Linked DNA regions of Homo sapiens: region 1 is linked to region 2. Evidence: chromatin loops called from intact Hi-C (ENCODE). Cell type or tissue: K562. All regions are shown on one strand. Each heading gives the region's core, and the rest is flanking DNA. Links, peaks and the distances in the headings are about the cores only.

Region 1 (2,819 bases), core at 139-2,638, 630 kb after region 2:
CCAAGCTGCATGCATTCCTTGGCTTGTGGAAGCATCGCTCTGGTGTACTCCCGTGCCTTCACATCCTCTCCCTTCTGTATGTGTATGAGATGCAACCTGAGAAAGAAGAGTTACAACACAGGACAAAGGCATGCAAGATATTCGCCATCCACCTACATGCACTCTTCGGAGCGCAAAACACAGACAGGAGAGGAAGAGAGGCAGGGTTCAGATCCACAAGGATGTCAGCAGAGAGCGTGTCTGCCTGTTCCTGGCTGGAACTTCACACAGTGACTCCTCATGGTACCTACTATTTGTTGGATGAAGGAAAGAGTTTGGAGTCAGTATTGGTAGGGATACTCTGGGCTATATCTTTCTTTCTACCCATCCTTTGGCACCTCATTGCTTCAGGTTCTGGAATCTGATATCCATGTTTGAGCAGCACAATGAAAGAAGAAGGTAAAATATTTACTAGAAAGTAAATGGGGATGCAGGGCATGGGATCTGTAGTAGGAAGATTCCTCTTGCCTCTAGAAGGAGAAAATACACCAAAGAACTTCAAATGCGTATTTAGACACAAGTGAATTGGAATAACCTAAATTGCAAGTATTTATTCACCATAATTGAACATTTTGCAACTCACTGTCTTTTCTGAAAACAAAATGCAGTAGACATAGCCTTTAAGTAATAGATTTCTAACTTCCTGATGTACTTCCAACCTTTGCTTCTTGGTATCTAAAAGTTTAACTAGGCACATCCTGCAAACTACTTCTTGGCTCCTGAGACATAAAATTCATCTTGGTCTGATGAATACTTTCTTCCAGTTTTATTTGAGAAATTCCCTAGAAGATATGGATAATTTTAAAAGTCTGAGAAACGAAATCAAAGGAAATCTAATTCCACAAAGAATGCTGAGTCTAAAAAATAAATTATAATTCTGGAAGATTGAAATAACTCTTTGAAAGACAATATCCCCATAAGTATACATATATCTAGAATGTGTATTCAAATAAATTCCACCGAAAGCCTATTTTTCTCATCTGAGGTCACACCATAGCCCAAATAATTTTATCTTAGCTAACATAATATAGTGAATTTAAAGTAACAACTAAAAATTCATTAAGATGAATGCACATAGTAAAATAGATAAAGAGAATTTTTCCTAAAGATGCTCTTTTGTTTTATACTTTTGACATGGCAGAGATAAAGGAATTCTTATATATAATCAGGGCCAAACTTTACAGTTTGAAAAAATATATGCGAATGGCTGATAGTAAAAAGATGACCAATAGAGCAAATCTTTAGAAAGATTCTATTTTTAAATTCAGAATTATTGTAGAAATCTAGGCCAGAATGGGACTGCTATTGCTTGTGATGCTGAAGTGAGCCTAAAATATTAAAAACGACAGTTTACTCAAACTTTTGTTTGTGTTATACTGCCACTGCCACCTTCTGGTAAAAAAGTGAATTGTTTTTAAAAGAAAACGGACAAAAGGTCAAAATCTTTGTTTTTGCAAAGGAGGCTTTAACTCCTAAATTAAAGGTAATGTACACAGGGAATCAAGAGGAATAACATCCAGGCCGGATGCCCAACGTGTCCCTAGTTGAGAGGTATGAAATAAACCCTAACTGTAAGGTCATCAAGCAGCCACACCGTGGCATTATTTATAGGTGAGTAGATTGATTGAGAAAATCTTTCTGGTCTCTCCTCTAACTGAACTCCCATGAAGGGAGTGCACTGTCACTCTCCATTGTGTAAGATGTGGGGACCAGAGAAAGAGATCTCAGAGATTCTCAAGGGTAGGTTAAAAAGGTATGTGGAGATAAATGTCTGGGGCCTAAAGTAGATATGAACAGAAAACAAGATTCACAATCAGGCGGGAGCAGTAGCGCACGCCTGTAATCCCAACACTTTGAGAGGCTGAGGCAGGTAGATCACTTGAGGTCATGAGCTTGAGACCAGCCTGACCGACATGGTGAAACCCTGTCTCTATGAAAATACAAAAATTAACAGGGCATGGTGGCACATGCTTGTAATCTCAGCTACTGAGGAGGCTGAGGCAAGAGAAAGCTTGAACCCAGGAGGCGGAGGTTGCAGTGAGCGGAGATCGCACCACTGCACTCCAGCCTGGGTGACAGAATGAGACTCCCTCTCAAAAAAAAAAAAAAAAAAAAAAAAAAAAAAAAAGATTCAGAGTCAAAAGACACGGGCTTATTTATTTACCACGCAAATATATGGGTGCTGGCTGTTCAGTCTTGGAAGCTGCAGCTAATGCAGAGTGGCCTAGAACCCAAGCACAGTAATAGATGAGGAAAGCCTTGTCTCTGCTCTCTGAGTGGAGATGCATAAACACCCGCAACACACCAGGATTCACCGAGTGTACTGCAGATGCTCTGCAAACTGCTCCAAATTGATCTGCCCAAAGGGACTAGGTCAGAAAAAAATTGGAGAGGGGCGTCAAGAAAAGCCTCAGCGAGGTGAGATTTGGACTACACCTTGAAAGATCAGCACAAATAAAGAAAGGTGGTGGAGATGGGGAAAGAAAGATGACTTCCAGGGTAAGGAAACCGTGAAAGCACCAAGGGGAAAAATCACAGGTTTGGCAACTGACAGGAACCGGAACTGGATGTGGGGTCTGGCTGGGTCTGAAGGGCCTTGCTATGACCTAAGTGTTTGTATCCCTGCAAAATTCATATGTCAAAGCCTAAAGCCCCAACATGATGGGATTTGGCGTCAGAGCCTCTAGCAAGTGATGAAGTCATGAAGGTAGAGCTCTCAGGGATAGGATTAGTGCCCTTATTGAGGGAATAAAGAGACCAGAGTTCACCTTCTCTCTCCA
Region 2 (2,819 bases), core at 297-2,796:
ATAACACAGACTCCAAAGTGTTGCAAAAATAAACTATCACTTTAAAAAGAGCTTAATGCAATGCTGGGTACTTACTCATGAACTGATAATTTAACAAAATTTACCAATGGAAAGCAAGCTTTATTATTGTTAGTAAATAGTATGCTCTATGAAAGAGAAGCTGAAAAGTGCTCACTTTATCTCAATACATTATTTCCCTTAAAAACGATACATAAGGAAAAAACTCTTTGTTAAACACTGAAACAACTGGAACCAAAACAAGTTTTATGAAATTAAGTGGACAGAATTGTTCCCTAATGCTTTAGTTGGGAGTTGTTTTTTTTTTTGGTTTGTTTGTTATTGTTTGTTTTGTTTTGTTGTTTTGAGACGGGGTCTTGCTCTGTCCCCAGGCTGGAGTTCAGTGGCACGATCTTGGCTCACTGCAACCTCCGCCTCTGGGATTCAAGCAATTCCCCTGCCTCGGCCTCCCAAGTTGCTGGGACTACAGGTGCACGCCACCACGCCTGGCTAATTTTTTGTATTTTAGTAGAGATGGGGTTTCATCATGTTGGCCAGGATGGTCTTGATCTCCTGACCTCATGATCTGCCCACCTCAGCCTTCCAAAGTGCTGGGATTACAGGCATGAGCCACGGCACCGGGACTAGTTTTTTTTTTTTGTTTTTTGTTTTTGTTTTTAATAAGAATAGTTGGTTGGCACTCGTAAAGGTCTCTATTGGTATTGTTGTTATTAAACGAAACACAGATAAACTGTTTAATTTTAAGATTTGTTAAAATATTTTTGTAGTACTTCCCTAGTTGCTATAGGAGCTGAAAGATAGAATATTTGTTGTGGAATTTGCAAACTAGTTGAGGCAATAAAATAGTGCACATAAAATGGCAATTACAGCAAAAGAAAACTATGACATTAAGTGCCTTAATTGTGCTGGTAATTATCAAAAGGCAATGATAATCAGCCACAATGTCCAACTGGCATTCTGTCAGCCAGCACTCTCCTGCAGAAACAGAGGGGTATGGTAGGTTCTCACTTGATGCCAATTCAACCTAGGCTAGAAATGACACCAAGAAATGGGCGGGGAAATAGTTGCAGAAGTGATGAGACTAGCTCTGCTTCTTGATGCCTTGCCACCCTTTCCAGAATTCAAAAGCACGTTAACCATCATATGGAAGAACACCTTAATTTAGTTCAAACCATGAGGGAAAAGAGTGAGGCATTAGTGAAAAATATCATCTCATGTAAATGTAGATATCTTGCTTACTTACTTAAAGAGGTTGTGCTTCCTATACTCACAGTTCCTCAAAGCATAATTGTAACGAGACTGGTGGTTTAAAATTTGCCAGTTTCTTTGTAATTGCATGGACTTTGCTGAGTCTCTAGGTATGATGAGCACAGTAATTTGAAACTGTAACCTGAGATTAAGGCAAATGATGCTTTCTAATAGAAAAAGCTGAAACTAGTGTGATGAGCAGTAATGTCTTTAAAATTAAATTTTGTATTGGGTAAGTAAATAAATAAATAAAAGAATGAAAAATAGGAATATCTCAATATGTTTATTATTCCTTAAGTTTTTGGATAGTGTAATATTAGTGTTGAAATAATTATTTCATATACGATCAAATATGTGTGTATATAGAAACACAAATATTGACATACATACTTACATATAGGTAGATGAGATGGATATATAGATAATTATATTGGGTAGAAAGATTAAAAAATAGCTTCATGTGGGGCATTATCCCCAAAATAAGTATCTAGGTAATGTACTTGTGAAATCAGTGTGGTCTGTGATTACCATCTAGTGGCAGTGTCCTTGAATTGCAAATACTCAGTGCCAGTAGGAAACCCAAAGGGGATTATTTGGCCCATTCAACCCATTTTCTTGATGTAATGAATTATTATGAAACATCAGCAACCACACACCTACTATACAATATATAATAGAGTTATATATTGTAAACACATTTTCACAAAATGGATGATTTCTACATGAAAGTTATTTAAATAAGGCTAATTGAAAAACATTTTAATTGAGTTTTGATAGCAAAATCAAAATTAGGCTTGAGAGGAAAACAATTGAAAAAAATTGAGAGGAAAACAATATGTTTAAGTTGAATTTGATTACAGATAGTATAGTTTACAAATAATAGAGTTTAGGAACTAAAAGTCCTGTGTATACTTTGACAATGGAGTTGGTCAATATTAAAATGTGTACATTTGGCTAAATAAAAATAGGCAGTGTTTGTGTTGAGATTTGAAGTTCAGACTAAACAGCACTGTAAGGGTAAAACATTTTTTAGCATGATAGAATGAGGACATAAAAATGTGACCATATAGCTATATTGGTTATGTTGTTATGGGAGAAGATAAATTAGGAATTGTTTGCAATAATTTATAAGGTATGAGCACTGGTATTTCAGTAATTGTTGAGAAAATGCAAAGAAAGGGAAGAATATGTAAGCTTTGTCAAGAAAGAGGTAAAAATACTTGTCAAATTTGGCAGCGGAAACTTAAAAACTGAAGGTGTCTTTAAGGTTTTCAGTATGAAGATCTCAGAAACGATGGCGGTATTTTAAAAAGTATTTGAAAAATTAAAATTAAATATTACAGACCTTTGTTATAGGGTATCAATCTCATAAAAGATGTACCCATTTCTAAGGAATTTTTCTATAGTATGTCATTCAATCCTTCCAACTCTTCCTCCATTTTTAACCTGGGAGGCAAGGCAGGAATCAGGTTCAAATATATTACATCATTTTCCCAAGACTTTATTGCTAATATGTGGCTTCATTTGACCTCCAGACCCATCTACTCTAAAAT

The links. Peaks named below come from ENCODE experiments on the same cell type or tissue, not always from the same donor. Only the 100,000 strongest peaks of a DNase experiment are listed, where the experiment ranks them.
Region 1: it touches region 2 in a loop (3-fold over the local background); 4 of 110 quality-filtered maps call a loop at or near these places.

The regions. Positions count from the first base shown.
Region 1 is chr4:172,829,024-172,831,842 of GRCh38, forward strand. All of the region lies in intron 7 of GALNTL6 (polypeptide N-acetylgalactosaminyltransferase like 6), which reads left to right. Among named protein-coding and RNA genes, the nearest start is that of GALNTL6-AS1, 100 kb to the left of the region's middle. In K562, for the core only: a CTCF peak has its summit at 1,438 (motif pointing left); no DNase peak of the experiment used is centred there.
Region 2 is chr4:172,200,863-172,203,681 of GRCh38, forward strand. The region is part of intron 2 of GALNTL6 (polypeptide N-acetylgalactosaminyltransferase like 6); the gene reads left to right. Among named protein-coding and RNA genes, the nearest start is that of GALNTL6, 390 kb to the left of the region's middle. In K562, for the core only: a CTCF peak has its summit at 1,812 (motif pointing left); a DNase peak (open chromatin) is centred at 1,809.